Regions from separate parts of the Homo sapiens genome. Here region 2 is linked to region 1. A link is a loop called in an ENCODE intact Hi-C map of the cell type or tissue named here. Cell type or tissue: heart left ventricle. All regions are shown on one strand. Each heading gives the region's core, and the rest is flanking DNA. Links, peaks and the distances in the headings are about the cores only.

What was found. A loop is a pair of places that touch in the nucleus more often than their neighbours do. Peaks named below come from ENCODE experiments on the same cell type or tissue, not always from the same donor. Only the 100,000 strongest peaks of a DNase experiment are listed, where the experiment ranks them.
Region 2: it touches region 1 in a loop (2.0-fold over the local background); 1 of 110 quality-filtered maps calls a loop at or near these places.

Annotation. Positions count from the first base shown.
Region 1 is chr18:75,458,218-75,473,920 of GRCh38, forward strand. It overlaps LOC107985177 (a long non-coding RNA gene), which reads left to right. Exons shown (of 3, transcript XR_001753505.2): 2 at 1-115; 3 at 6,352-10,664. It overlaps LOC105372201 (a long non-coding RNA gene), which reads left to right and starts at 14,577. Exons shown (of 3, transcript XR_935637.3): 1 at 14,577-14,884; 2 at 15,215-15,343. In heart left ventricle, for the core only: no CTCF peak of the experiment used is centred there; a DNase peak (open chromatin) is centred at 6,347.
Region 2 is chr18:75,365,272-75,380,974 of GRCh38, forward strand. No RefSeq gene overlaps it. Among named protein-coding and RNA genes, the nearest start is that of SMIM21, 55 kb to the right of the region's middle. RefSeq lists an enhancer at 13,188-13,688. In heart left ventricle, for the core only: a CTCF peak has its summit at 5,830 (motif pointing left); no DNase peak of the experiment used is centred there.

The sequences.
Region 1 (15,703 bases), core at 5,142-7,641:
ACTACTCATCAATAAAAAAAATATAAACTCCTGATACACCTCATGGATGGATGCATAGATGGATGGATGGATCTGAAAAACATCGTGCTGAATAAAAGAAGCCAGACATGAAAGAGTACGTACAATATGATTTCTTTTATCTGAAGTTCTGGAACAGGTAAAATTAATCTATGGTAACTTAAGTCAGAACTGGGAGTACTTCTGGTGGGAGGATTTAGTGGGAAGGGGCATAAAAGATCTTCCTGTGTCTTGATAGAAGTGTGGGTTTTACAAGTGTATGCATTTGTAAAACTCATTGAACTGCATGCTTAATATTCGTGCATTTCACTGTATGTAAGCCATTCTTCAGTAAGATACATGAAAAAAGAAAGTCATATAAAAGTCATAATATAACAGAAGAGGAATTCTGGAGTTCTTGTGGAATATGCTATGTCAGAAAACTGCTAAAGAATAAGTGGAGTGATTTTTTAAAGACAAGGAATCAGATAAATGTAAGAATTTCAAAATCAAAGAATGTGTTTAGTGGCAGAATTGCAATATTAATTATTCCTTAGAGTTACATTCCCCACAATGTGTTGTTTGGCATATTAAAAGGCATTCTATTCAAAACGATTCTATAGTCATAAATTTGGGAAGCTGTAGGTTAAACGGAGTTATATAGGATTTCTTCCCTAGTACTTCTCAGACTCTTTAAAATGCGCATCCTTAGTGTGGGCCTTGTTATGGGTTGAATTCTACCTCCCCAAAAAGGTAGGTTGAAGTCCTCATACCTGTTGATATGATTTTAATTGGATATAAGGGTTTTGCAGATGTAATTAATTAAGGTCATACTGGATTTACGGTGGGCCCTTCATCCTATATGACTGGTGTCCTTGTAAGAGTAGGACAGAGACAGAGAGAGGGGGCGGGGGAGAGAGAGAGAGAGAGGGAGAGACCAGGGAGAGGATGCCCATGTGATGATGGAGGCAGAGATGGGAGTGATGCATCTATAAGCCAAGGAGGGCCAAGAACAGCTGGCAAACACCAGAGGCTGAAAGAGACGAGGAAGGATTCCTCTATAGGTTTCTATATCAGTTCCTTCTCATGCTACTAATGAAAGACATACCTGAGACTGGGAAATTTATAAGGGAAAGAGGTTTAATTGACTCACAGTTCAGGAAACTTACAATCATGGTGGACGGGGAAGCAAGCATGTCCTTCTTTACATGATGGCAGGAAGGAGAAGTGCAGAGAGAAGGGGGGAAAGCCCCTTATAAAACCATCAGATCTCATGAGAACACACTCACTATCACCAGAAAAGCATGAAGGCAATCACCCCCATGATTCAATTACCTCTCATTGGGTCCCTCCCACCACAGGTAGGAATTATGTGAATTACACTTCAGTATGAGATTTGGGTGGGGACAGCCAAACAAACCACATCAGCTTCAGATGGAGCTGGGCTCTGTTGACATCTTGACCTCTGATCTCAGACTTCTAGCCTGCAGAACTGTGAGAGAATAAATTTCTATTGTTTCAAGCCGCCTGTCTGTGGTACTTTGTTAGAGCAGACACAGGAACCATACAAACCTCTAGGAAAAAGATGTGATGATCTCACGTTTCCCAGATTGGTCTGATCATACAATCTTCTGCACTTTCCATGGCATGTCTGGAGAGTGTTTGGCCCGCCCAGTGTGGTAATCCCTGCCTGCTGGGACGGCCTTTCCTTCAACTATTCATGTTATTCTTGCTTACCTTAAGAGCAGTGTGGTATGCAGAATGATGGCCCCCAAAGATGTCCACATCCTAGTCCTGGAATGTGGGAATATGTGAGTTACATGGCAAAGAGGAATTAAGGGAGCACATGGAGTTAAGCTTGCTAATCAGTGGACTTTAAAATACGGAGGCTATCCAGTTGGGTCTAGTGTAATCATGAGAGTTCTTAAAAGTAGAAGAGGGTAGTTAAAGAGATTGACAGGGTACTTAAATCAGAAGACAGGATTGCAGATGGAGGAAGGGGCTGCCAACCAAAGATGGTGGGTGACCTCTAGAAGCTGGAAAAGGAAGGAATGGATTCTCCTCTCCAGCAAACAAAGAAACACACCCTGCCTACAGCTGGATCTTAGCTCAGGGAGACCCGTGTTTGATTTCTGACCCACGGTACAGCAAGATGATAACTCTGTGCTGTTTCAAGTCTGTAGGTTTGTGGTAATTTGTTGTAGTAGTAATAGAAAGCCAACATAAGCACTAAGTGAAATAATTCTTTCTTCATTTTTTAGAACATTTGACTTTTGATGTCAAAAACTAGAATTTTACATTTTTTAGAATTTTGTTCCAGAATGTTGTCCATATTGCATAAAGTTGTGTCATTTCCTACTCAAACAAAGACTATCTACCTGAATGCTTGCAACACGACAAGAATAATAACAGGTAAAACCATATTTCCCCTGGTGGCTTTTTTTCTTTTCCTGGAAAATATTTCATATATCTGTGGTATGGTTGTAATCTTCCTGTTTTAGATCAACACTTGTGTTCATGCTGCTATTTTCAGAAGCTTGAGATCATCTAAATCATTTAATGTTATTGGAAGTGTAGTGATGTAGACATGGTGTTGCCTCCCTCTAACTCATCCTGAATTTGCAGCATGATCGTGTTAGAGCTCTTGCTCCGCTAGTCTCCCTTTTCCACCCTCCCCTCCCTCTGCTCCAGGTTCCTTATGATTTGAGCTCCTGGGTTTCCTGGTCTATACAAACTTCAGCATCTCTGTCTACCAGTCGTAGGATATAATGACCCCTGTCTTAGTCCATTTGGGCTGCTATAACAAAAGGCCATAGGTTGTGTGGCTTATAACCTACAGAAATTTATTTCTTACAATTCTGGAGGCTGGGTACAGTGCCTGGTGAGGCCCTGCTTCCTCACTGTGTCTTCACATGGCAAAAGGGGTGAAGGGGCTCTCTGGTGTCTTTTTATAAGGACAGGAATTCCAATTATGAGGGCTTCACCCTCATGACCTAATCACCTCGCAAAGGTCCCGCCTCCTAATAAGATCACATTAGGGTTAGGATTTCAACATATGAATTTTGGGGGGACACATTCAGCCCATTATAGGGATTTGATAGTCCCCATGGTTAGTATCTTACCTAATCAATCTTACCTAATTACCCCTAGATGCAAGATACCAAGGCATTTAAATATGTCTCACAGAGTTGGGTTTGACAGTCAAATAAAACCATTAGATTTGTAAGTTAAGTGTTAGAAAATTATAACAACTATTCCCCACCTTCCTTCATGAAGGTAGTGGAAAACAGAAGCAAGTCCAAGTCACCTTGTCCTAAATGCAAATGAATTTCTCAGAAAATTGAAGAGGATGAGAATAATGCTGTGAACTGAGATGCTTCTCAACCTTCCCTCCCTCCCTCCCTCCCTCCCTCCCTCCTTTCTTCCTACCCTCCTCATGGCAAAGGAGAGAGTAATTGCCCAGCATATGCAAGCAAAGCCCATGGCAGCCCGGAAAATGAAGATTTTTTTTTTTTGGCACAAAATTCATAGCGATTTGACATCAGGATTCCAACATGTCTAGCTGTATTTTAACAAAAAAATAAAGATTCAAGTAACTCATTAGCTAACTGGCCTGACCTCCTAGCCCTTCATCATGTTATCTGTGTGGCTTGGTTTTCCAGCCTGCAGGTGAGGCTCACCACGTGGCAGCTCCTCTTAGATAAACTATCAGCCAGGCACCCAATAAGCATGCAATTGAGGTCATTGAGAAAGTAGGGAACATGGACACATGGACACATATGCAACCATCCACACATGCACACATATGCAACAACCTACACATGTACACGATACACAGGCAATGCAAAGTGGCCTATGCATGCACACATAGATGCCCTTGGCTCCACTGGTTGGAGGAGTAGCTACACTGTGAAAGGCAAAAGAAAAACATTTAGTTGCCCTCAGGCAGGGAAGCAGAGTTAACTTGATTGGAGCTCCCCTCTACCTGAGACTCTGGGGAAGGTCAGATACACACACCCATGTTTACTGTGCAGATCCACCGTCACTTTTCCCATTGAGGGTGATGCCAGTGGGCCAGTGTTGTTGTTCTTCATTGTTTTTCCATGCTTCGGTGGTAGATGGGGTGGAGCCACCCCTCTGGGGAAGCCCAGTGTGCTTAGACATGGCGGGAGCAATCTCTTCCTGGGCAAGAGGGCGCTGTTACTACGGGATTAGCCTGTCTATTATTTTTGGGTGTGCACAGGGTGACAAATTAGGAAGGGTGTGCTCAAAGGTTATTCAAATATTTCAAATAAAGCATATTTGAGCACGGAAAGGCCAGGGAACATTAATCAAATGTCAGCACCAAGACACTTTGTAGGCTATTTCTGGTATGTGTTTGCTGAGCGGCAGTCTGGCTTAGGCTCTGTGGGACATGTGATCACCCCAGTGTGAAGAAACGTGGAGCATTATGCATGGGAGGCCCTGGAAGCACTGGGAATTTGCAGATGGAGTGCAGTGGACAGGATGTGTTCCGAAACAGCCCGGAGTCATTCCTCTGAAGCAGATACAAAGGGATGTAGGATTGTGTTGACTGACAAGGCCAGAGTCTATTTCCATTCCTGCCCCTCTTGGGAAGTTAGATTAAAGGGGGAAATATTTTGCATAAAAGTGATTTTAACAGAGTAATGACTGAAATGATAATATGCCGGCGATGGGCATCCATCACAGTAATGAAATAGCCTCCTATAGGAGTCCTGCAACTGGCCGTTTCCCCCCAGAAGCAGTGTTCCCTCTCCACATCACCCTCTTGGATCCTTTCTGATCTGCCTCACTGAGGCTTCCTTCTTCAGAAAGCCAAGCGAGCAAGCAATATTGCCTTTCTCTCCTTCAGCTCCTATCAAAACAGTGCAGCAGCCCCAGTCACAAACTCAAGAGTCTTTTGACAGCAGCAATTAAGCAACTTAATTAATGAGTGAATAAAAACGATAATATTTACTGAATGGGAGCATCCTGTTTTGCATTTTTATTCAAACTCTGCACCTGAAGAACACCACTAAGGAAAGCTCCCCATCCCCCTGTTGTAGAGACAACCCCCTCTCTGTCTCTCTCTCTCTCTCTCTCTCTCTCTCTCTCTCTCTCTTCCTTTGCTCTGTCTCTCTCTCTCTTGCTTCCTTTGGTTCTGGCCTCATAAACACCCCAAGGGTAAAACACACACAGTGTAAGATTCACACAAGGCTAATCCCTGTCCTCTTTCCGGGGGAATGCACTTCTATCTTTGTCATGGTCTTTGTTCACCCCTAAAAATCCTCATTCATACATGAAGGACAATTTCATGATACTTTTCTGAGGCTGAACTTTACATCAAAGTGGGTGATTAATTACTGATAAGGGTATAATAAAACATTAATGCATTTTGTAATTAACCAGCTTAGGAATGACATCTCCCATCGCTTCATGAGTGACATGTTCACACACACACACATACACACACAGAACTTTTTTTAAAAAATTCTTTATTTGGCTATTAATCTCAGCAGTGCCCTCAATACATTACATTCTTTTTAAAAGCCACATATATTTTCCTCAATGAAATATCTAATCCATCTTGAGTGTAAGGAAAGCCCATACATAATTATTCCGTCGTGACAGACAGTGAGCTTTCTCGCTATTATTTTTGATGGTGCTGTCATGGATGCCAAATGTATGTTGTGGTGGGAGCCAGCCAGAGTCGGGAACCCACCTGGAGAGCGGCTCCTTTCTTCTCTCAGGAAAGGTTCCCCACGCCTGACAGCCCCACCATTCTGGTTAAGCTTAATTAGTCAAGAGAGAAAAAGAACTGACTTCGGAGTGTTGTGTTACGTTTGGGGCTCCCCCCTTTTTTTCCCCTTTCCACTCAAAATTTGACATTCTTTGGAGAAGATGAAGTTCCAAGTGGGATCTGTGTTGGCACTTCCCACCCTCTCGTCATCCTCACGTGGGACCCGCTTCTCACGGCCCATCTTTTGTCTACCAGGGGCCTCGCAGGACTCTGCACAGCCCGCACAAAGGACGTAGGATTCTGCACTGGCAGAACTGGATGTAATGTTGCCCTGAGAAACATTCATTTATTTCAGAGTGAAACCCGTTAAAATGGAAGTGTGTAGGATTTGGGTTGGCTGGATGCAAGCTTCCCTCTGCAGCGGGATGAGGTACGCTGGGTCCCCGACATTCACAGCCTCCCACTTTCATGCCCCTTGGCTTCTCAGGCCTGTGCCTTCCCGCATGCACACTGGCCTTGGGCAAGCGACTTGTCCTGGCCAAGGGGACGGGAGTCACATCCATACTTGCCGGCTTTAAAAATGTGCTTTTGTGTTTCCGCTTGCTGTCCTGGAGGCTGCCACTACCAGGAGCACGCTGGCCTGCCGGCGGGAGGAACAGATGCCAGAGGAGACCTGACTGTGTCCTCAAGGCCATGCCCCATCAGCCATCCCAGCAGAGCCCACAGCCACCCACAGAGGAATGAGGATCCCCATCCAGGATCACCGGAACTGCACAACTGACTCACAAACGTGTGAAGAGTAATGGGTAACGTGTTGAACTGTGAGCCTTTGAGCCTGGGGAGGTTTGTGATGCAGCAGTAGCTCCCAGACCCTTGAGGCTCTTCGGCACGAAGGTGCTGAGCCATGCACCTATGCAAAGCCAAACTCTGCACTAGGCCTACTGGGGTGTGCAGAGAGAGAGGGCTGAACAAACTGCGGTTCCACCCAGAAGACCCAGAAGAACATTTACGGAGGAGTCAGTGCAAGAGGCGAGAGAGCATGCGTGAAGAGGCTCGTTCTTGTGGTGTAGAAAAGGAGGCCAGAGTCTCCCAGACCACGATTCTTTTCCTTTAGGTGTTTCTTGGGCATTTTCAATCTTAAATCTCTTCCCATGTTATTGAGATTTCTGATTGAATGTCCCCATTTTCCCTCAGACAGCAGGCCGTGTGTGAGTCACCACCTCCATCTTTCTATGTCCTGGGTGTGGGCCCAGTGAAGGACAGTTATGGAAATTTAGAGAGAAGAGGTCGCAGGTGTGGTGGGGGTGGTGAAGCTTCAGAAGAGAAAAGAAGCATGGTGGAGAGGGTGGACTCTGGAGGCTACTGCAGAGCTCTCCCCCAGGCTATGAGGGGGCATGATGGTCCCAATAGCCTGAGTCTGTGTTCATTTCAACTGGCTACCTTGTGACGAGGAAGATGGCCCAGGTTCCCAGTGGGAAATCTATGGTTATCATTAAGAACGCAGGGCCTGAGATGAAACCTGGCAGGTGAAAGGCACCTGGTTTTATGCAACCTGGTTTTGCAGAAGCCTGTGGGAGGGGGCCCAGGGGGGAAGGGAGCAGAGGGCAGTGTTGGCTCTGGTTCCCCCACCAGGCAGGTGGGCTAGCACCTGGGTAAGGGGCTTTGCATCTGGAGCTGGTCATGCCTCAGTCCAGATCCTGCCTTTATCAGTTGATGGGCTGTTACCTGCCAGTGGTTATGGTGAGGACTAAATTACGGAAAGTCATCAAGGATCTTCATTCATTGCCCACCACAGAGCAGGCACTCAATGGAGAACACTCACCACCATCTATGTTGTTAATGTTGCATCTGCAGCCCTTGGTTTCCTGGAAAGACTCTACAGTACAGGGGCAGGTTAGGGGCCACAACCAGGAAACAAGACACATCTGAGAGAATGCATGGGAGCTTATGGAAGGATGTACAAGGCTGGGTGTGGGAATCCCGGCACTTCGGGAGGCTAAGGTGGAAGGATCACTTGCATCCAGGATTCAAGCCTAGCCTGGCCACGTAGTGAGACCCCAGCTCTACAAAAAATCAAAAATCAACTGGGCATGGTGGCATGTGCCTCTAATCCAAGCTACTCAGGAAGCAGAGATGGGAGGATCGCTTGAGCCCAGGAGGTTGAGGCTGCAGTGAGCTGAGATCATACCACTGCACTCATTCTGGGCAACAGAGTGAAACCCTGTCTCAAAAATATAAATAAATAAATAAATAAATAAATAAATAAAGAAAGAAAGAAAGAAAGAAAGAATTTACAAGAGGGGAGTTTTAGTGGTTGAAAAATCATTCACTCATTCCAGGAGCAAGAGCCTTGTGGGTTTTCTTCCTGTTCTTGCCTGGGTTATCTCTACTGAACCAAAGAATCCTTGTTAGGAATGCTCTGGTGGTGTCAATCAATGCGTTTATAAATCATTTGCTTTTACCATGGAAAAAGATATCACAAAACAACACAGCTGTAGTGCAGGTGCAGATGACCATGGAACGGCAGCCTGGCGTTTTCAGTAGAGCACTGGGCAGCAGAGTCCCTGGGCCTCGGAACCCCGGCCTGTTACCACCCAACACCATCCCTGGGCAAAATGCGAAACTCCCATCAGATCCATGAATGGAAAATGGGCGTAATTATAATTGCACCCCACTCTCTACCTCTCAGCTAAGGTGAGAAATGAATATGAGGATGCTCAGTGAAAATGCTTTGAAGTCTGTGAAATGCGAAGCAAATGTGAAGCGAGAGGAATAATAAGGTTCTAAGGACCCACACTTGGGCGTTTGCTCTGAGCTGGCCCCTGTCCTCCACACTGAACCTACAGCCTCTCCTCTCACCTAATCTGCACAAAAATCTTACGAAGCAGACACACTTACCATGCTGGCCTTTCCGTGAAATTTCAGGTCTTAGTGTCGCCCATTACTGGTGGCATTTCATGCCACAAGTTGGGCCATCTGCACCTCCAAGCACAGGGTCACAGAAGACTTTATCCCGTCCCTTGGGCTGACTGAATGGTTGGTTTGTGTCAACCCCTGTTGTCCCTTTGAGCAACTCGGGGGCAATGGTTATGGGTAGGGCTTAAAAAACCGTCTGGCTGCAAACCCAGTGCTGATACGAACAAGGCCTAGTCAGGCACTAAGTGTTTTGTGTTCCCCAAAGAGATCTTAATGAAATCCCAGCATGCCACTCACTCCTACACTTAAAATACCTTTTAAGTGTAGGAAAGAAAGTGCTTTCAACCCCACCCCAGCCATTTGGATTCGGAGACTCCATTTAAGATGCACAGCTTTCCTCCAGCACAGGGGCTGGGTATCCAAACGCAGAGCCTCCCCCAGACTCTCTCTAGGCTTAGCCTGGCTTGGTGGGCTCAGGAGGGATTCAAGATTATTTCATCCTTTATGTCCATTCGATGACAGTTTATCATCATTGCCACCTCATACTCTATTGTAGCCAAACATCATAACCAGCACCATGTGAACTACGTCACTGACGCCACATTCTTTTTCTCGGCTGTCACTAGGCTCAGGTCAGGACAGCCCTCCCGGCTGACTTCCGCGATACTTTCTGTATCTCCTTTTCAGTCTGCCCTAAAATGACAGCTGGACTTCCGACAGTGGTTTCTTATGTGGGACACATGGCTCTTATACTCTGGGTGGCACGGATTCCTTTATTGCCAGTGGCTTAATTTTCCCAGATCTATTTCCATGCAGACAGTGTGAGGTTGGACTTCATGCCTCATGCTCCTGATTGGGGCTCGGAAGTCTAACCCAGCTTCCTGCAGTGCCGCCCCCAGCTTATTCAATGCCCAACCTGCAGGTCCTAAGTTGAACCCGCACACTGCACGCTCACCTGGTCTGTGCTGCCAGCTGCATTGGAAATGGAAGCATTAAACACCGTTCTCCACTGTCAGCCACCTGCTAGCTAATGAGTGACATCATTTAACACTGTTTTGAAAAGAGAGATTTAAAGTTGTTTTGAAAACTGAAGGAAAAATACAAATGTTTGAGTGTTAAACATTTTGCCCAAATACTAAAATGTGAATGTCTTTTTATTGTGACAGTTCACAGGAAAGCGGGCTATAGCATGCCTGTGCTTGTCAATGAAAATCTTAGCACTGAGTTTGGTAAACATTCTGGCAGTCGGGAAGCCACTTAAAAATAAAGTTTAAAGAAAAGAAAGAGAAGTGTTCACTTTCCTTCTAATTTTCCCAGATACGCTCAATATTCTGCTTTATTTTTTAGTATTTTAACTAAAATAAGAAAACTCGGATTCTACCTCTATGTGTCCTATGATTGTTGTTGTTTTCTCTGATTATAAAATACAGGTTTGCAGCAGAAAACTTGGCAAAACAGAGATATGAAGAATAAAATAAAAATCACCTGTAGTTCTAAGCCATGAGAATAATCATATATATATTCCCTAGGTATTCTGAAGCATATGTATTACAGTCCAAATATTTAAAAACAAAATTTGGGTAATACTTTAGATAGAGAGTTGTATTCTGATTTTTTCTATTAATATTATAACTTTGAAACGAGGGACTTCACCATTGCTTTTATTTTTCTTTGCTATGTAAGTACTTATGTTCTTTATGAGGAAAATAAAAACTATAGAAAAGAAAGATAAGAAAATAAAATCAGTAATAATCCCCTCACTTACAAATGACTGCTGTTAACATTTTAGTTTTTTGGTTTCTATCTATTTATGTGAAATTTGAATGAAAATAGTATAATTTCGCTGTCTCTATATTGCTTGGTAACATAATGATTTAACTGTATAATAAATAGTATATTACATGAATATTTTGAGTAATAGTCTGTGTGATAATTTTTATTCGGTGTGTGGTGTTCCACTACATAAATGTATTATAGTTTATTTCACAAATAAACTCTTATCAGAAACTTATGTTGTCGTTAATCTGTGATTTATAATGAAGCTATAAACATAACTTTTAGCTAAATATTTATGGATACCCTTCATTATTTATTTCCTAAATAGTAGAAGTAGAATTTTATGGTCAAATGATAAAGACATGATTTTCTTACATTCAGGAGATATTCTATTATATGGCTCTACCATAATTTATTTATTTATTTTTTATTTTTTTTTTAGTTGAGACAGAGTATTGCTCTGTCACCCAGGCTGGAGTGCAGTGGTGTGATCTCAGCTCACTGCAACCTCCACCCACCAGGTTCAAGCAATTCTCCTGCCTCAGTCTCCCGAGTAGCTGGGACTACAAGCACATGCCACCACACCCAGCTAATTTTTGTATTTTTAGTAGAGATGGGGTTTCTCCATGTTGGCCAGGCTGGTCTGGAACTCCTGACCTCAAGTGATCCACCTGCCTCAGCCTCCCAAAATGCAGGCATGAGCCACCATGCTTGGCCTTACCATAATTTATTTAACCATCTTTTCATCTTCTGACATTTAATATATTGCAATGAACATCCTTGTACCAAATTTTGGTACTGATTATAGATTGTAAGTGTAGTTTTCTTGAAGGGAATTATAGGGCCAAAGAAGAAGAAATGAAAGGTTAAAGTGGAAATTGCCAGGTTGCCTCCCTGTAGAATGGGAGTAATCATACAACTTATGGTAGCATTGCTGTCCAGACGAGGGCCTGGCACACAGTGTGTTCTTGTAAATGCTGTACTCGGGTTCTCATCCTCACAGCTGCACCTAGAGCCCTGCTTCATGCAGTGCCAAGTTGCTGTTTTACTGGGACTTGGAAGCGCCAAGAGAATAAATGAAAGAAAATAGCTGGTATCTCAAAACGAAATCAGACTATGCACAGAAGTCGGGCTTGCAATGTGGAGCCATCAGAGTTTTGAATCACAGTCCCAGAGCTGCCACTCCTCAGCTCACTAGCCATTTTTTCCCCTTCTATAAAATAAAGGGCTTGTGATAAAGAATTTGAGGTGCCCTTTGGCTCAGGAATTCTACCTTCCCATGAGTTGTGAATGCTTTTTAAAGACCTCCTGGGTGTCCAGGCGTCTCAGTAAATAGAGTGATCATCTGGGTCTGATGAAATAAAAATAAGTTATTTCAGTATTTTTACCTTTTTTTCTGTTTTAGTGAGAAGTACTAGCTATCAAAGATGCCATCCTACTGATTGTATGAAATAGAATGAATGGCTTGGAGAGTACCTGATTAAACAATAGGTGGGTGGGCTGGTGATGAAGATCAACAGAAGGGAGAAGAGAAATAAAAAAGGGTGTTCCATGGAGAAAGGTGAGGTGATAAAAGAAACTGCTTGACACAAAGAGTCTTCTTTTGTTACCATGGTCATCAGTCTTCATTTGAGCCCCAGTGTTAGTGAGTTGTACTCACAGCACTTTTAGGTCACATTCTCATCAGAACCACACACAAGTTGACTTGTGGAATTTAAAGTAAACATTTAGGTGCAAAAGAAGCAGAAGCAAAGTGAAAGTTGCTGCACTGACACAGAGCGTCCACATCATCAATGCTGCGGCTCAGGCATCTTATGACCTCCTTCACCCAGGCCATCCAATTCTGTGGCCTGCTGGGGACTGGGAACCTGGGAATTTAACGGAATGCTCTGGGGACTTTGCAGGACAGTGATGCTATCAATGATGAGAGTTTGGCATCTTCACAAAAGAAAAGGTCTCACAAGAAGTCATAAGGTACTGAAAAACCATGCCAATAAACACCAGGGTGTGGCATGTTCTGGCTCTTTGGCATTCCTCTTCCTCAGATGTAGCTTCCTCAGCACAGCTTAACCAAGTGCAAGAACGGGTTGTGTGGCAGGCTCTGCTGTCAGACGCTGGCCAGGTTTTAAGACAGACAGAGAACTGTGACCTCAAGAAGCTCCATGCTTAGTAGGGAGGTAGACACGTCAACTGATAATTGCACGATCACATTTCATCTAGTGGATGCGTATAGATAGGATGATAGCTAATCTTTTGACTTGATCCTCTCATGGTAACTTCGATGCTTGAAAACACGATCTGCAAGGCCAAACAATGACAGCTCTCTGGAGGATTTGGAATTTGCCAAAGTCCCTTCTGTGGGTTTTCTCTGAAGGATGATGTTTTCTCCCTGGATCTCTGTGGTGGGCTTCTAACATGCCTTTCAGGAGAAGGTCTGAGAGTTTTAAAACTCTGCAAAGGAAAGAGCAGACACTGTCCCACCTTTCCTTTCTCCATGGTGTAGGCTGGGTGGGGCTGGGTGGGGCTGTGGGCTGGGGACAAAGGCAAAGGAATCCCGTCCTTTGCGTAGGTCGCTTCACTCTGGCAGAAACATCACATCCTGCCCTTGTCACCAGACGTCTCTGTCCACAATTACTCATCATCTGTGGATAGACAGCCCTGGAGGAGATCATCAATTGCCAATGCAATTCAGCAGATACACTTCATAAATTTTAATTACATTCCCACTGAAAATGAATGGTCAGAAAATATAAAACATCTGCCATCCAGATCATTTACATTTTTCATACAATAAATCATCAACAACATCCAAAACCATGGCTTAAATCATGTGAGTGTGGTAGGTCATGAAGAAGGAGCGCCATCCATCGTGCGATAACTATTTGGATCTCAGCCCTTCCTCGGATGTGGGAAGCGGGGCAAGGAGGGGGAGACCCAACGACTTATTGATGAGGGGGGAGAGAATTTTAGCCTAGCTCTGAAAAATATAAGTCCCCAGGTCTTATCTCAAACCTGCTAATTGATCTATTTACTATTATTTTGGCCATAGTAAAATAGGGGCCAAAATAAGTAAAAGAATATTTGGCCAATTATAACTGCGAAGAGCAGGCATTTATCACCCATGTGGCTTATTTATCTAACCTGCAAGTAGTATAAGAAAGATGCTTCGTTTTCAAAAATCAATTTTTATTAACATTATATTCATAGAATTCCCATTTGGCTCTAAGCATCTTCCGCGTCCTAAAGCATGGTGTGGGCATTCACATGCTGCTGGCCTCCCTCGAATTCCTTGGGAAGACAGGCATCTGTGCTAAGGACAGAGGGGCCTCTGAGGGACCTAGCAGCCCAGCCAAGGGGGCCTGAATCACACAGGTTGTGGACAGGACACACCGGCAGTGGAACCCCGTGCAAGCGGCCTCGGTGTCCTGAGTGGGGGCCTGTACAGCCGCCTCAGGAGTCATTCAGGGCTTTTCTCCATGCATTGTTGAGTTTTCCTTTCTCTGTCTCTTTTCTAAACACTTCCACCTCTATCGACTGAGAAGTGTGATTGGGAGCCCTCACTCTCCTCCCTAAGGCTCTTTTGCTGGAGTCTGGAGAAAGCCTTCTCACATGCAGTCAGGGACGTGCTGTGCAACTAGAGAAAGTGCGTGGTGAGCAGGGGCTCAGCAGCTGAGTCCGAGGAGTGAGTGCAGATGAAGGCCGCTGGCTTTCTGGGATTCTTGATATGAAATTCCACAAGAATAACGAAGACGATGACCTTTTTAAGGTCAAAGAGATATTAATTCAATGTTTTCATTTTACTGTTGAAGACACTGGGACCCACAGAGGTGAAGTGACCTGCCCACAATCCTGCTGCAGTCACCAGCACTCTGTGGTCAGAAGCTGTCCCTGGCGGCTGGGGGACGCACCTGCTCTTACTCTCCTTCTGCACTGGTCCAGCTGCCATCGGTTCTTCTGGCTAAACTGTGTCTTAACCACAAAGCGTTCATGTCTGTGTGGTGCAGAGTTGAACTGAGAAATATAGGAAAGTGATGTAAGATATGGTCCACCTGTCAGTAAAACAACCAGAACTGTCTGTGGAATGGTGCACCATGGAAACCAGAGAACGAAAAACAGAATCCTACCGTGAGTGCTATTTAGAGGTGCCAGGCGCTGGGCTGGCAGCACGAGGGGCTGCATATCCACCCTGTGGACTCCTCCTCACCCTGCCACAGTGCCCTCTGGTCTTCTACAGAAGGACGCCACAGACGTGCATCTCCCCACTGTCCCTTTGACTGTTTGGGACCATGCTGTCCAAAATTTAACACACAATTGAGCTCTTTTCCTGTCTCCTCAAATTCTGACTCTGCATCCTAGATCTGGCCAGCGTTTCTCTCCCCTGCAGGGTACATCTCCTTTGGGCGTGGCCTCAGGATCCCCACACAGGAGGACTGACCTTGCCAAAGGCCTGGCAAGGTGTGTTCCTGGGTCTCTGCCCAGAGGCATGTTAGACCCAGCCCCTTCCTCCAGGTCCACTCAGAGGTCAGGTCGTCGATCTAGACACGCCTTTCACAAGCTACTTCTGCCTCTCCCTCTAAATATAAGCTGAGATGCCTAGTGGTTTCAAACAATAGAGATGATTTCATACACATGAAAACTTGATAAAATCATTAGAAGATGTCATTCAAAGTTAATGGGCAATTTTTCTCTCTAGGGTAGGTAATTATTTTGGTAGGCATTTTTTGAAAAATAAAATCTTAAGGTTTACTGACCAATTTTTTTGTTGTTGTTATATTCTATTTCCAGTAAGGATGCTCTGGCTGACTAACGTTCTCTTTTCGGATTCAATTGGACATGGTTCTCCAGTGCTTCTTGGCTCTAATTACGGCGGAATGTGCCTGTGAGTTGTCCAACAGCTGCCACATCCTTGTTAAGGTTAGCTGCTTTTGAAAGTTAGTCCAAAGTTATATATCTTCAGAAAAAGTGAGCAGGAAGTTGCCATATTTGTCTAGATAATTAAGAATGAGATGTGGTAAAAGTGGGTCTGAATTTCAGATAGAGATTTCCTTTCCTGCTTGAATGGAATTGAAAAGAATGCAATTGATTTGGCATTAACATATTTTTGCTTCCTGGAAAAAAAAAGTTTTCCACTGTAACCGTTTCTGACAGTTCTTGAATTCTCTAGAAGACCAAGAGTCCTATATGCCTAACAGACAAATATATTCAACATACACGTAGAATGTAATATTGAGGGTTAATATTTTCACTCCTATTCAATTTAATAGATGTTTCTGG
Region 2 (15,703 bases), core at 4,456-6,955, 94 kb before region 1:
GTTAGGTGCAGTGTGCAGTCTGGAGGCCACAGTCGTCTTGGCTGTCACCGTACCCCTAATAGCTGCACCTCTGTTCCATGCATTGTGGTATTTTTCATGTGGTCAGTACTTCTCAGTGGGAGGGCCCGTTTGCCCATTCTTCTTGGAAAACACAGCCAGCACAGAGTCAGGCCCAGGGAAAGTTCTTAACAAAGACTTCTGTGGGGACCTCATCGGGTTGTTTTAGGACTGCAATTGTTTTGCCACCATAGGTTTGGTTATTTTGGAGGTCTCAAGAGCAGTTCAGACAAGACACGATTCCTCAGTCATTCCCCGCAGGTTAGCCTGGGGCCATGGCCTTTGAGGGAGTGGAGGGAAGAGAAGGCCTAACATGGGTTCTGGGGCTGCCTCCTGGGCTTAGAAGCTGGGGGATTTGAAGCCCCCACCTCCGGGGGAGGGCCCCACTCCCTAGAAAAAGGCCCTGAGATGGCTGAATCCTGGGGGGAGAAATGTTGAATTTGCTTGAAAATTTACTACTTGTTTACTCTTTTAATTTCTTTACCAAGTTATTATTTATTTGAATATGGCTTCATTCCAAGCTCAATATTCAGTCTTCCAACTTAACACCAGAAAGAATTTGGAAACATACCTATTTCCACTATAGTAAATGTGCCTATTTCCCAGCCAGGGGCACTTTTGTCCCTTCCTCCCAAAGAGTCCTTGGCAATGTCTGGAGATGTTTTTTGGGGGGCAGGCTGGGGTGGGGCTCACCACTGACATCTGGTGGGTAGAGGGGACTCTGTTAAACATGCTACAATGCACAGGACAGTACTCCACAATACAGAATGATCTGGCCCCAAACGTCAACAGTGCTAAGTCAAGAAACTCTGATTAATACAGCAAATCCCCCCAAAGTGCATATTTGCATGGAAGAAAAGGAAGAAGGAAGCAAGAAAAATGAAGCTGTTGGTAATATGAATTTATATATTCTAGCCAGTGTAAGATAAGAGGAGACAATATGTTTTCCTTTTCTGCTGGATAAGAATTGATAAATGTTTATTAAAATGATATTTTTAAACCTGATTTTTTTATACTGAAGTACATACACTAGAAACACGGTTTCTATAAAGGCTCAAGGTATGAGTATAGATATAGTATGATATATTTAAATATCTAAATTGCATTTATATTGAGATGAATAGCTTCAGAAAAAAGCAATGCTTTTCATATTTATTTTAAATTTTGGATGAATTACAGCAAATGCAGTTAATGTAATTTCTGGATTCATGGAGAACGAAGCATGAGGACTGTTTTGCCTTGCCATAACAGCATGTGTGTCAATATTTCTGGGTGAAATCAAAGACAAATTCCAAATCATAATTTTGCAAATCATTCCAAAATGGGGAGCACTATGAATTTTGGCAAAGAGTCTATGCTATCTCTGTCTATAAATTTGGTATAAATCTTTGTTATTTGCAAAATATATGCATATCTTGTGCTGAGGTAAATGCTCTGGAACACAGCCTGGGCTTTTGGATCCAAAAGGCCTTTAATTGATTCACCGTTCTCTCCCTGTCTACTGGTATGAACTTCACCAAGTCATTTTAACCTGCCTGTCGCTTTGTTTTCCGGTATGTAAAATGGGGTTAATAACGGAGGTACTTCCTTTATGGGGCTGTTCTAAGGGTTGGTGGAAATGCGGGACACAGAGGAAGCCTTACATTGCCATTTTCTCATTATTAATAGTATAACTATTCTTTTTTTTTTTTTTTTTTTTTTTTTAGACAGAGTCTAGCTCTGTCACCTAGGCTGGAGTGCAGTGGCATGCAAGCAATTCTCCTGTCTCAGACTCCCAAGTATCTGGGGTTACAGGTGCCTGCCACCACACCCAGCTAATTCTTTATATTTTTGGTAGAGACAGGGTTTCACTACATTGGCCAGGCTGGTCTTGAACTCCTGACCTCAAGTGATCTACCTGCCTTGGCTTCCCAAAGTGCTGGGATGACAGGCATGAACCACCGTGTCCGGCCTCAACTATTCTTATTATAATAACATCTTGCTATATCCTCATCCTAAATATGTTAGTTTCCCAGGGCTGCTATAACAAAATCCTTCACACTAGATGGCTTAAAACAACAGAAGTCCATTCTCTTACGGTCTGGAGTCTAGAAGTCCAAATGCTAGGTGTCGACAGGGCCCTCCTCTCTCTGAAGGTTCTAGGGAAGCCATCCCAGGCCTCCCTCCCAGCTCTGGGGCTGCTGGCCATCCTTGGTGTTCCTTGGCCTGTGGACGCATCGTTCCAGTCTTTGCCTCTGTCGTCACGTGGCCTTCTCCTGTGTGTTTCTGTGTCTCTCCTCTTCTTAGAAGGACACAAAGTCTTATTGCAATAGGGCCCACCTCAGTCCAGTATGGCCTCATCTAAATTTGATTGCAAAGGCCCCATTTCCAGGTAAGGTCCCATTTTCAGGTATCGGTGCTTATGACGTGGACATATCTTTTCTTTTTGGATCCAGTATGACCCACACCACCAAGTGTCAAAACAAGACCCCGGATAAGCTGGCCTTGTTTAACTTAAATGGAAACTTGCAGAAACGCCTCACTATGTCAAGGAGTCGTCTCATGGTGGCTGTCACATGAAGCATGAAGGAGTGTGATGGAGGACCCAGCGTGGGAGGACAGACAGTGAAGCCGTCATGGGAATGCAGGGTGTGGCTCTGTGGACCACGCACATGGGCAGTGAGCTGCACAGGGAGGTTCTCTGGGGATGGAGGGGAACGTTACCTCCCAGGGGCTCCTGGGGAGTTCGGGAAGCGCTGACAGTGACTGCGTATTTCTCAGCTGCCACACGTGTCATATGCAGTGAGCTGCAGGGGAATCTTTAATTCTTGGAACTCGGATGAGGTGCTTAGAAACGAAGGCCTTTCTCATTTCATGGGTGGCAGCAGTCCTGTGAAAAAGTTTACCTCGTGTTGCTGCCGCCTCAGGTTTTAACAGTTTTGTCTTCCTGGGTTGTTGAAACAGCCACACACCTCAGGTCAACAATATGCGGTGACTTAGCCCTGATCAGAAAGGTTTCTGTCATGAGTTGAATTGCGTCTCCCCCAAGTTTATATATGTTGATGTCCTAACCCCCACTACCTCAGAATGTGCCTTTATTTGGAGACATGATCTTTGTAGAGGTAATCAAGTTAAAATGAGGTCATCAGGGTGGGCCCTAATTTAATGTGACTGGTGTCCTTATAAAAAGGGGAAATTTGCAGACAGACAGAGACAGAGAGAATGCCAGGGGAAAATGAAGGCAGAGATCTGAGTGATGCTTGTATGAGCCAAGGAGTGCCAGCGACTACCAGCAATCACCAGCACCACTGCAGCCACCTTGATCTTAGACTTAGCCCCGTCTCCAGGACTGCGAACCAATCCATTTCTGCTGCTGAAGCCACCCAGTTGGTGGAACACTGTTATGGCAGTTCCAGGAGACTCACAACAGTTCTGTGGGGGCTTCAAAGAGGACATGCCAATGCCCTGTGTGGGAGGGGCTCCAACATCAGCTCAAGCCTGTGTGCCTGAGGCAGATCTTCTGTACAGACGATTCACTGAACCTTTGCTTAAATACCTCTTACAACAGGGAACGCTGCCTCACAAGTCAGCCCATTCCTTTCTCAGGCAGTCTAATGATTGGGAAGTTCTTTCTTCCTTTACCAAAATCTGCTTCCTGATGTCACGGTCCTGTCCCCGAAAAGCCCAGTAGGATCACTTCCTCTTCCCCTTGGCCACCCTTCGGACCTGGGAAATAGCAATCAGTCCCCTCCCATCTTCATCTGACCAAGCACCCAGAGTTCCAGAAATCAATACCATGCAGGGAAATCCACCGAACACTGGTTGTTGGCCATGTGGTGCCGTGCAGGCACCTCCACCGCCCTGCGTTCCCATCGCTGTTGTTGAGACCCGCGGTCATGACATCCAAGGGCGGCTCCCAGAGCCCAGGCACTGGCTGCTCTTCTGAGGCTTGTCAGGCGGGTGGTGCTAGCCTTGGTTGGTGGATCTACAGTGCACACCACGGCCTTGGTCTTCACCGAGGCAGATCTGGAAGAGGTCTTAGAGAGATGTTGGAGTCCCGGAAGGAAGCTTCCTCTCAGATAACAGACTTTCCCTGTGGGGAGCGTGGTTTTAGCTTCACTGGGCTAAACACTGGGAGTGGTAGAGAGCTGTCCTCTCCTGTTCCTAGGGGAACCTGCTTACACAGAGATGGCCATGAGCACTGTTTGTCCTGGACACCTTCAGACCAAAAAGCTGATGCAATGCTGCTCTTCATTCAAGCGTGTAAATACAGTTAGTTGCCACTCAGGATCAGAGCATCTTTCTCTTGCTATTTGCCGATATTGCTAAGGCTTTGTCCCCGTGCTGAATCACACTGAAGGTTAATTTGGCTTCATAGAAAATAAACTACATGGCCTGAGAAGGATTTATTGAGTGTCTGCAGCTGGGGAGCTGTTCTGGAAACTCACATGTCCTGAAAAGCGGGGCATTTGGTCTTGTCACTCCCTTCTCTCCCCCTGCTCTCTGTCCCTATCCCCCTCAAACTTCTCCAGACCCCAATCCTTTGATAGAAAGGTCTTGTTGAAAGACTCAGACAGAACCAGCCCACTTCCATGGGGACCAGCATCTCCGAGTCCCTGCCAATAAGCTAGTGGCACCTAGTTTCACTGAAGTTGTGGATGAGACTGTTTTGTGATGCTTTGCCCTGCGTGTGTGTGGCTGTCTTTCATGAAGTCCTGGTACGTTTTTTGTCCACTCTTGGCTATGGGTTCCAGACATCAGTTTTGTAGATAAGAATTTCTCTGGACAGCCAGTGACATCACATGTCCTGTCTTCCGACCACTCATGAAACAGGACTCTCATTCCTTATGGTCCATCCCATGAGAAGCTCAGACACACACACACCACTGGGGGAAATATCACTGGGAATGGTGCTTGTAGCCATAGGCGAAATAATTGGTAGAATTAGAACTACTACACATTTACAACTGCAAATGTCTGTCTGGGCAGACATAGCCAAAAGCAGTGCTCCCGACCAAACTTTTGTATGACGAAAACAATTCTCCTATATGAGGTCATGGATAGTCTTTTTTTTTTTTTTTTTTTTTTTTTTGAGACAGGGTCTGGCTCTGTTGCTCAGGCTGGAGTGCAGTGGCAAGGTCATGGCTCACTGTAGCCTCGACCTCCCAGGCTCAAGCAATCCTCCCACCTCAGCCTGCTGATAGCTGGGAGCACGGATGCACACCACCACGCCTGGTGACTTTTTGCATTTTTTTTTGTAGAGAGCGATCCACCCACCTGGGCCTCCCAAAGTGCTGGGATTATAGGCGCGAGCCATGGCACCTGGCCATGGGTAGTCTTAAAATTGATAAAATGATGTCTTCGATCAATGTCTTCTTGTGGCATCAGTGGCTTAACTCCTGTGGAGGCCCTGGAACGCGGCATCTGTAAGCCGCAGGGAGCTGGCAGCCGTCCTGAGTGCTCTTCCCGGTTGCCTCCATGGTGCATTTTCTCCTCTGGGCCCCTGCCCCTGCGAGTCTCACTCCCACTCACTGCACCATGCCTGGAGAGCCTCAGCAGCCATCAGGCGAGGCTCTCTGCTGTCCCCACTTCCTGCTCCAGTTCGTCCTATACATAGCTGGCAGGATAATCTTCCAAGAATGCTATTTTCATCAAGCTACTCCCCTGCGTGGAGCCCACAATAGCTCTGCATCATCCTTCTTCAGCCCACTTCCATTCTTCTTTGACCTTGCTTCCCCGACCCAGAAGCCCCCTCCTCTCTGACCTCCTGCAACCCTCTCCTGCCTCCTGCTGGGTCTTACCGGCTCCTGCCATTGCACCTCTGTGGAGGGAATGACCTCAACCCCAATTTTCCATTTGCCTTCTCTTCCTAGTTTGCAGTCTCGCCTCTAGCTAAGATTTCTAATTTCCAACAAGCCCAGCGGAGCCAATCCCATGACACACTGAGCTCCCTTTGACTCTGCGATCTGTGTTGTGATGCAGATGTGGTTTGCTTCCCAAATTCCAACATGAAAAACTCCATACTTTTCCTTTTTTTATTTGACAGAACGGCTGTGATGGGTACTTCAGCATAATGCTTGGGAATCTAGGCTGGAGTCTGACAGACCTGAGTTCAATATTGATTCTGCTATGTACTGCCTATGTGACCTTGAGCAGGTCACCTCATCTGTCTGAGCTTCGGTTTCCTCATCTGTGGGATGGGAATGGTAATAGTAATGAAGCCTGCTTCTTAGGTTGTTCCTGCAAGGGTCAAATGATATGATAGACATACAGCACCCAACAAGTGCTCAATAAAATGAGCTTTTCTGTTCTTGCAGTGTGTGCTCCAGGCACTCAATACATGCTCATTAGAACCTGGCACCTTCACGCATGCACTAGGAGACAGCAGGAAGGATGCCAGCATTTAATTCTCCATAATACTTCAAGTATTGCTTTCTTTAAGCTGGGCTCCCACGTGATGCCTTAGAAACTTCTTGTATATCCTGGTCTCTTGCTAAGGACATTTCCCCCACCTGGGCTCTGCCTCCATACTACTTTTTCCATGTTGAGTGTGGGCTTCCCACCTTGTCCAGGTTCCTCTATATTAAGACTGAGTGTTACAGCAGCTGCACTTTTTAAGGATGGAGAGTGTCTCACTCCTCTTCACAACTTCAGCACGAGCCACAGTGTCTGGTGTGCAATCCATGTTGATGGATAAATTTTGGATAAATTAGCATCACCCATAAATGAACACTGGAGTTGGTGACCTCATAGGTCACTGAGCTCCCGTCCTGGGAAGACTTAAGTAGAAGCTGTGTATCCAATGGCCACCTCTCAGGGAGGTTGTGAGACAGGCTTCCTGCAGAAGTGAGGTCATGGGTACCCATGGGGGAGGCCGCCACGTGTCTCCTGACGGCTGCTTTAAGGTGGGATGACTCTAAGATCCCACGAATAAAGCAGTCCATGTGACATGACTGTGGGGCGTCAGTTGCCTCAGTTTTCTCATTTTGAAAAATGAGGTATTTCCTTGTGGAGCTGCTTTGAGGGTAAATGGAAATGATACAAGTGAAGCAGCAAGCAAGTGTCTGGCAAGTAGAAATGCAAAGAAGGTTCACTGCACAAGAGCATGAATGTATCCCACCAGCTCTCCACTACATCATTTGACTTATGTATCTCATGGGTGCCCACACTCAACAACTTCACCAGGGGTTTATCACTCCCAAGCTCCGTTCTCCTCCCAATTTATTTATTGCAACCATCCCCACTTCATCTCCTTTGCTGTGCATGGGCCTAGATAAGGTCCCTTCTATTTCAATAAATTATTAAGGCTTCCCCACTTCCTATTGCTCCCTCTCACCCAAGTTCTGCCAGAGAGACCCTTCTAAAATGTGGTTAGATCACAAGATCAGTAGACATCCCTATTTTTATTCTGAAGTGGACAACTGCTACCACTTACTAGGGCTTGTTTTAGTTTATTTTTGATTTTTGATGGGTGATTTACATGCGTGCTCATTGGATTTAAAACAGCTCACTTCCCTTATTTTCTCCATAAGGAATATTCTGAACTGAGGGGTTCCATGATTCCATCTCACCAGTGGGCTATATCTATTGGAAATCTGCCTGCTGAAGAGGGTAACTTGGCGGTGTTGCCTGTGTATCAGTTAGCTGTGCTGCATAACAAACTATCCCTAAACTAGTGACTTTAAACAACAATATGTTGTTTAGCTCACGATTCTATGGGTCAGCAATGTGGGCTGTACTCAAGTGGGCAGATCCCCTGGTCTCAACTGTGCTCACTCAGGCATCTCCAGCAGGTGAGCCCAGGCCTGCTCAGGTGGTGGCTAGGCCACAGGTTCCAGAAGCGTGACGGCATTCCAGGCCTCAGGAGCTTGGGCCTTGAGCTGGCCTGCTGCCACCTCTGCTACATTCTATGGGTCAATCCAAGTCACTGGCCAGCCCAGATTCAAGGGGTGGGGAAAGACTTCACCTCATGATATGAAGAGCTTCAAAGTCACACTGCAAAGGAACATAGGAAATGGAAGGAAGACAATTTGCAAAGAATTTCCCATACCCTGATCCACTGCACACTCCCGCCCCCTCACGAGTGAGAAGCTCTTGTGGGAGATGAACGGGGAGGAGAAGACAACTTCTGCCCTTGAAGAAATGACAAACCACAGTTTCCAGCATGAGAAGGGCTATCAGTCTGGTGTGGAAGAGACCACCCTCTCATTGTGAGCTATCAGGGGTACGATTTGTTACCTACATATGTGTTTATCCATGTTCTTCTGTGTTAGGGCTTTTCTAACTTTTTTCAAAGGGTGGCATAGTAAATATTTCAGAGTCTTTGCTGCCTACCCACCTCCAGCATTGTGGCATGAAATGTGTCACCAAATGGACGTGTTCCAATAACACATTTTGCAAAAACAGCCGGTGGGCTGCACTGGCTCTCAGGTCATAGTTTTCTGACTCCCTGATCAATTTCAAATCTATGTCTATCTTTTAGTTTTCTTTCTAGAGGGGCTGTATGCTAGGGCTCTTATGGCAAAAAACTAGGTGTCAGTTGTTATTTTTCTTGTTGTTGAAGAGCCTCTTTCCTGGTGTTTCCAGACTCTGCAGTGATGAGGGAGCCACAGATCCACCTCTCTGAGCTCATGTGCATTTCAAGGCCTGCTTCCATGTCGTGAATGTGCATGACTCTTGAGGCCAACACTGCTGTCTGTCTCCTAAACACTGATGTGGCATCTCCTGAAAATGAGCTTTGGGCCACACTCGATTTCCTGAAATATCATCACAAAGATTATTACAAATAAAATAATTTGGGAGCATCATTATATTATATCATATTCTTGCTAAAATGTGAGATCGCCTTCCTGGGCTCCAGGCTGGAAGGAACAGTAGAGTATTATTAAAGAGTTAGCTATGACAAGTGGATAAAAAGCAAAACCGAATGCAGAAGTCTGCTATTTAATGTAGTGCGCGCCGGCGTTTACCCAGCTCTGTGTCTGTCATGCACGGCTCTTTTCTGAGAATGGCACAGACTGTTCTGCATTTGGTTTCTAGAATCAGCAAATTACATTGGCAGAACAAAGCTGTCATATTTGGTGGTATTTTGTTACATCCATTATTTCACTTAAGTTTAAACATCTCTTTGCAAAATCAGATCCTACTTTAAAAAATTGCCGTGTTTTGCAACATTAAACAAAATGACAAGCTAGAAAAAAAGTTGATTAGTAAGCAATGCATTGAGGAAAACTCTCCTTTAGGTTCAGAAATGCAGACTTAAGTCAACAAATGCAGTCACCTTTCTTATAAACAAGAATGTGGTTTGGAACTTGCAAAAATTTCCAATTAAGTTACGCTCAGTGAAACCACAGAGTCTGGACCACTGGCCCTTGGTAGCTGGGCAGAGGCTAAGTGGGGCTTGTTGCTACTGACACAAAGAAGCCTTGGCTCAGCCAGCACACTTAGCACCTTGTCAGCCCCGTCACCAGCACATGCCGATTGGTCTCGCCCATGGAGACCAAACCACCTGCCAATGGACTGAGTGCTCTCCTGTACCGTCCTCTTGTTTGGCTTCATGTAGACACAACTTATGTCTAAAGCCACCTTCTGATAAAGGAAAGATAATGCAGATATAGTCTATGTCTTAATCAGGGTTCTCCAGAGAAATAGAACCAATAGGATGAGATACACAGATAATGGGAATTTGCTCCAGTTGTTATGGAAGCTGAGAAGTCCCATAACCTGCCATCTGCAAGCTAGAGACCCAGAAAGCCTGGTGGTGTAATTCAGTTCAAGTATGAAGGCCTGAGAACCAGGAGTGCCGATGTCCGAGGGCAGGAAAAGAGGGAGGTCCCAGCTCAAGCAGAGAGAACACATTTTCTCTCCTTCCACCTCTTTGTTCTAAACAGACCCTCAATGCCCACCCACACTGGGGAGAGTGATCTCCACTCAGTCCACTGACACAAATGCCAATTTCTTCCCAAAACACCCTCACAGACACACCCAGAAATCATGTTTTACCAGTTATCTGGGCATATCTTAGCCCAGTCAAGTTGAAACTTAAAATTAACCATCACAGTCCAAATCTTTCTTTTCCCTATTTTTATAAACAAAGCATAGAGAGCAGAAGCACACTTTACAAATACATGTGCGACTGCCATGAAATTGCACAAATAGTCACAGCTCGTGGTTGCACCTGTCTGCATCTTGGGTGTCCTCTGGCTGCGGGGGAGAAAGTTTGTTTCCCACAAATGTCTGCGGTCCAGATCCTGCCTGTGCCATCCTCCAAGTATTCAGTGCTCTATTCTTGGATTCTACTTCTCCCTACATTCCTCCATGGTTCCCAGTCTTGGAGCCTGCTAATGGGGTCTGGCAAGTGTCTGCACACTTCACCTCACCGAGGCACCTGCATCTTCCGTCTCTCTTTACCAAGCCAGATGTCAGGTTGGGTGGATTTCTTTCCCACTTACCTTCTGACCTCTTCCTAAATAAGCACTTCCTGCTAGGCCTCATGCAGCCAGTTGGTACGGTGCTGAGCAAGACCCCAAGGCCCTGGAATGTGAAGCCCCTGTACCAGGGGAAACTCTCCTTTAGGTTCAGAAATAAAGACTTAAGTCCACACCTGGCACAGGCAGGTGTGGAGAAGGCACTGGCTTTACCTGGATGAGCCTGGGAAATCATGGTGGTGATGGAATTTCAAATGTGTTTAAAGAAGGGCAGAGACTGATGAATAATGTTTATTCATTCTCAAGGGAGCAGATGCATTTAGAGCCATCATTTAAAACAGGGATCATCGAGCTTATTCTATAAAGAGGCAGACAGTACATGTTTTAGGATTTTTGGACCACACAGTCTCTGTCACAATGACTCAGCTTTGCCATTGTAGCGTGCAAACAGCCACAAACCATATGCAAACAAAGAGGGTGTGGTTGTATGCCAATAAAACTTTATTTACAAAAGCAGGAGGACAGTGGAGTTGGCTTGCAGACAGTCATTTGCAGAGCCCTGATTTAAAGAGTAAAATGTCAGAAAGAAGGGATCTTTAAGGGATCTTTAAGTTGATGTGTTTGTGATTGGAGCAGAGTAGGCTTGTTGCGGGGGTAGGTGACAGGTAAGAGGCAAATGTGAATGTGAGATTTATGGACTTAATTATATAGAGATGGCAAGGCACTTGGAGTTCCTTGGAGGGGTTGGGATGGACAAATCACAGGCAGAGAAAACAATGTGTTACATTTTCTACTTTTAGGACATTGGTATATTATATTCTAAATTGTTAATTCCTTGGGGAGGAGGAAATAAAAGGAAACCTACAAGTGATTATTGGTTTTAACTGTGCTCCTAGTGAGGTGGACTTTGTCATCTCATTTTATACAAAAGAAAGTTAAGGGTCTGAGAGGTGGAATAAGTTGTCCATGGGGACTTTCCTAAATTCATATTCTCTCCTCTCAAGCACACGTCCCTGGTTGGTTCTTTTTGAATTCTTTGTGGCACCTGGCAGAGCTCTCACTTGTCCTGAGTGACAAATAACTGTTCTGGCCAATCTTCCCTCTCTCTGCTGCTGAATCTCATGGGGAGCCTGCTCACCCTCCCCTGCCCTCTGTGTGTTTGAAGGCTGCATCTCCTGGGCTGAGGGTTCGGTGGCCATTGGCTAGGTCTGGCCCTTTCGGGGCATGGGTGAGAGGCGGGGGAGTCAGAGGGAGAGGCCTGGGTGTGCTTTCCCCTTTGCCTGGGGAGCTGGGTCTTCTCTGGGTCTTCTCTGTGGGTGATCTTGTTCTGGCCTTCCTTTGTCCCTCCAGCCTCCAGCTGTTGTGACTTTCTGCTCTTACAAATGTACAGGCTGCCTTAATGTTCCCTATTTGGCTCTTAAGCAACTCCATTACCTACCTGGCTGCTTCTCTGCATTTAACTCCTGGTTGGACCATGCCTGATGCAGAGTCTGTTATTTTAAAGCTTCACTTATTTGTAAATATATTACTTCTTTCAGGTACTATTTTTTTTTTGTAGGCTAAAACTTTGAACCAAAGGAACAAATGTAACAGACCATGTCTGTTCTGTTTTCAGATAAGCCTATGGAGCAGATGTATTCCAGGAAAAACACCTCTCAGCCCTGGCCCCAGCAGCTTCATCCTGGTCATTTGGGTGCCCAAGTATTCCACTCATAAACCACACTGACCTTTCAAATACCACAGGACCGTGCACTTGGCATCTCACATGACAATTCACATGACCGTGAATTGACTGTGGTCTTCTTAGTGAATTAAAAGTATTTTTTAAAAAAGCCCAATTTCTTGCTAAGGATTAAAAACTCTAAGGCTATTGTTAAAAAAGAGACTACATAAATAATATTGTTTTGAAAAGTAATTATTCTGCTTCTGATTTTAGCTCTCATTTTGCCTATGTGCAGCAGGAGAGAAGTTTCTAGATCATCATTAAAACAACAAAACAGTATCTAGATCTTCTTTCCCTTGTTTTACCTTTTAATTTCCATAAATTGGAAAACAAAATTCCAATTTAAGAAGAAACGTGACTTAAAACGTCCAAAATGTGTAAAATAGTTCATTCTAGCCCTTCTGTAAATTCTTACAACTTGGAGTCCAAAGAGAAGCAGCGATACTATGGCCCTGTAATTATTGAGCCCGGGGGACAGCCTGTCCTTCCTTGCATTCGAGTTCACTTCAGCTGCAATAATACAGACAATGAATGTAGCCCTGGCCAACTCTTTCATTTTAATGAAATCCACACTTCTGGTATAAAAATGAAAAAGCAAGACTCAAAGATACTCAGAATCATCATATTTTTCCTAAAGGCAACTATGTCGCTGTGTCCTGCATGTGGACTTGTGCTGTGTGCACATGCTTATGTGGGCGTGCTAGCGCGTGCGCACTCGTGTGCAGCTGTGTGTGTGCCTGTTTATTCCTAATTGAATGGTGGGATGTTACCATTAGTTTGCTGTTTGCAGACAAAATAAAACCCAGCAGAGACCAGTTAAACTTTGAGATTCTTGCGGCTTACCAAACTCAGACTTGCAGCGAAGAGAATAAGAGACAGAGAGAGAAAAGGATGAAAGTGGGAGAAAGAAAAAAGCCTGGTGGTTGGGGGGAGGGATTGTGTTTTTTTCTTTTCCTGAGAAAGTGAATAATGTCATCGTTGATTTAATTAGCAAATTCTAGATGTGCTGACAAAGGAGATTTTCTTGGGCGATGCACTGGGTTGTGTCAGTGCTGTAAATGAATAGGCAGAGCCGAGTTCCTGGTAATCACAGATGAACAACACAACTCGCCAAACCTCAAACAGTGCATAAATCAATTTGCTGGGAATTAACCACTCGCTTCAAAATTAGGGGTTACTTGACAGGGTTTCAGTGATTAGGTTGTCAGGGACCTGTATTTCTAGCTGGGATTTATCTATCATTGATATGAGCGTATCTCCCCCTGAGCTGCAGACTGACTTGCATCGCCAGCTCGCAGGCCGAGCTCAGAGGGTGGGGGCCCTGCCTTCCGGGGAGCAGACGGCCCTCTGGAGGTCACCCGGGCAGAGAGGAGAGGGAAGATGTGCTGGCTCTTCACACTCCTCCTAATGCCTCTCATATTAGCCGGAGAATTGTGAATGAGGGAATGTGTCTTAGAATCCTTCTGACATCACATGACCCCTTTGATAGCATAAAGAGCTTAACAATTTGTTAAACGAGATGCCTAAAAGTGTACAATTGCCCAGAGAAATTAGTGAAAAGCAATAAGGCACCGCAAGGTCACTGAGCTCAGGGAGCTGGATCCACGGTGTCGTCAGGGTGCAGCGCTCTGGGCCTCTGACTTCAAGCTGGGACCAGCTGCCCCTGCTGAGGGCCTCAGCAAGGGGCCTTCCACTCTGGGGCAGGCGGAAGAGGAAAAGGCTGTGATGATCCACCTCCTCAGGCCAGACTGAACATGAATTGGGGAAGGGGCACGCCTTCGGGCCAGGTTTCTTATCTCACACGTTTCCTTTATTGGCCAGCCCTTCACTGACCATTACTAGGTGCACTCCTGCCCACTTAGAAGTGTACACTCCCGCTTGACAGCTCCTTGCTCCCTAAGAACAATCCAGGCGTTCTATTAAGTTTAACCTGTAAGGACCACAGTTTATTAGGCTGGGCCCAAGGACATTAACCCTGCAACACTGTCAAACAACATGGAAATACAGGTCCCCGGTCCCATCACCATAATTTGATAGCAGCAATGCCCAAATCATTAGCCACATTCCCAGAAATCTCTTACCATCCCTTCTCTTTTCCTCTATTTCTTTTCCCTAATTACCTTTTTCTTTCATTATTTCCCAAGTCGGCAAAGCTTAACTTGGGCTCCCTCTTCTTGTTTGGGATTTCTGGAAGGGGGTTTGCTTGCATCTACCCTTGTGATTCATGCATCCTCTTCTCACACTCACCCCTGGCACTCTTGGAAAGCAATGATGTGCCTTTCTCTTCATTTAGATGACCTTCAGCACCTCAAAATCACAGCATCTCCAAGCATCCCTACCCAATTCTTGGGTGCCCAATCCAAGAGTGTCAAGGTCAACTTAAATAGAATGGGTTTGCTTTACTGGGAGGTAAAATAAAATGTTCCTCTTTCAATTACTAGAAAATGCCATTGGATTCAACTGTAGCAGTTTTGGTGTTTCCTTCCTGTAACAGCTCTCCTGCTAATCATGTTTCTTTCTCATATCGCTTCCTGTTCGCTTACAGCCCATTAATTGATCATTAAAGTCCTCCTCAATTTCATTGAGTACCCAACTTCCCTATTTTGGTGTCCTCACAAGGCAAATGTTTACAAGATTGTTATTTTTCTTCTTCACTTAAAAAATGAAACTGACCCATCAATTTCTGTGAATCTTTCTGCCACCCTCCCTAAAATCCACTTTACTTTAGCCATGTCTATGGTCTACTAGGGCAAATATTCAAAAACCTCTAAGCTACTTAAAAACTAAAACCAACTTTATTGATGTACAATTTACATTCCATCAAATAGTTACCTGTTTTCACTGTACAGCCCAATGAATTATAGGAAATTTACATAATTGTGCGACCATCACCATAATCTAACTTTAGAACATTTCCATCAAACCCCACAAAGAAACTCCATGCTCATTAGTAGTCATTCCCCCCTTTGGCTACCCAGCCCTAGCCAACCACTGCTGTAATTCCTGTCTTAATTGGTTTGCCTATTCTGGACGTTTCAAGTAAACAGAATCAAATAATTTGTGGTTTTATGTGTCTGGCTTGTTTCACCTAACAATGTTTTTTGAGGTATATCTGCGTTGTAGCTTGTATCAGTACTTCATTCTTTTCCATGGCTGAATAGTATTCCATTGTATGGATATAGCACATTTTATTTATCCGTTACCAGTTGATGGCCTTTTAGGTTGTTTCCACTTTCAGCCCTAATTTTACCCAGGTGCCGGACTACTTGAATAAGTCCATTATTATAAATCCTTCTTTCTCTGTTACAGGCCATACAGCTTGTCTATTTCCAGGAAGCCCGGAGGTCCTCAAGCACATATGTATTTAAAACCTCCTCTTTCCGGTCCTCATTTCCTTCAGATCATCCTCCTAATGCCTCTCCAGCTTGTGGTCTGTAATTAATTAAGTCAACCAAATAATGTATTTTGTATAAAAAAGCCAGGAGATAAAACTGATTGCTTGATTTAAAATTGGTCA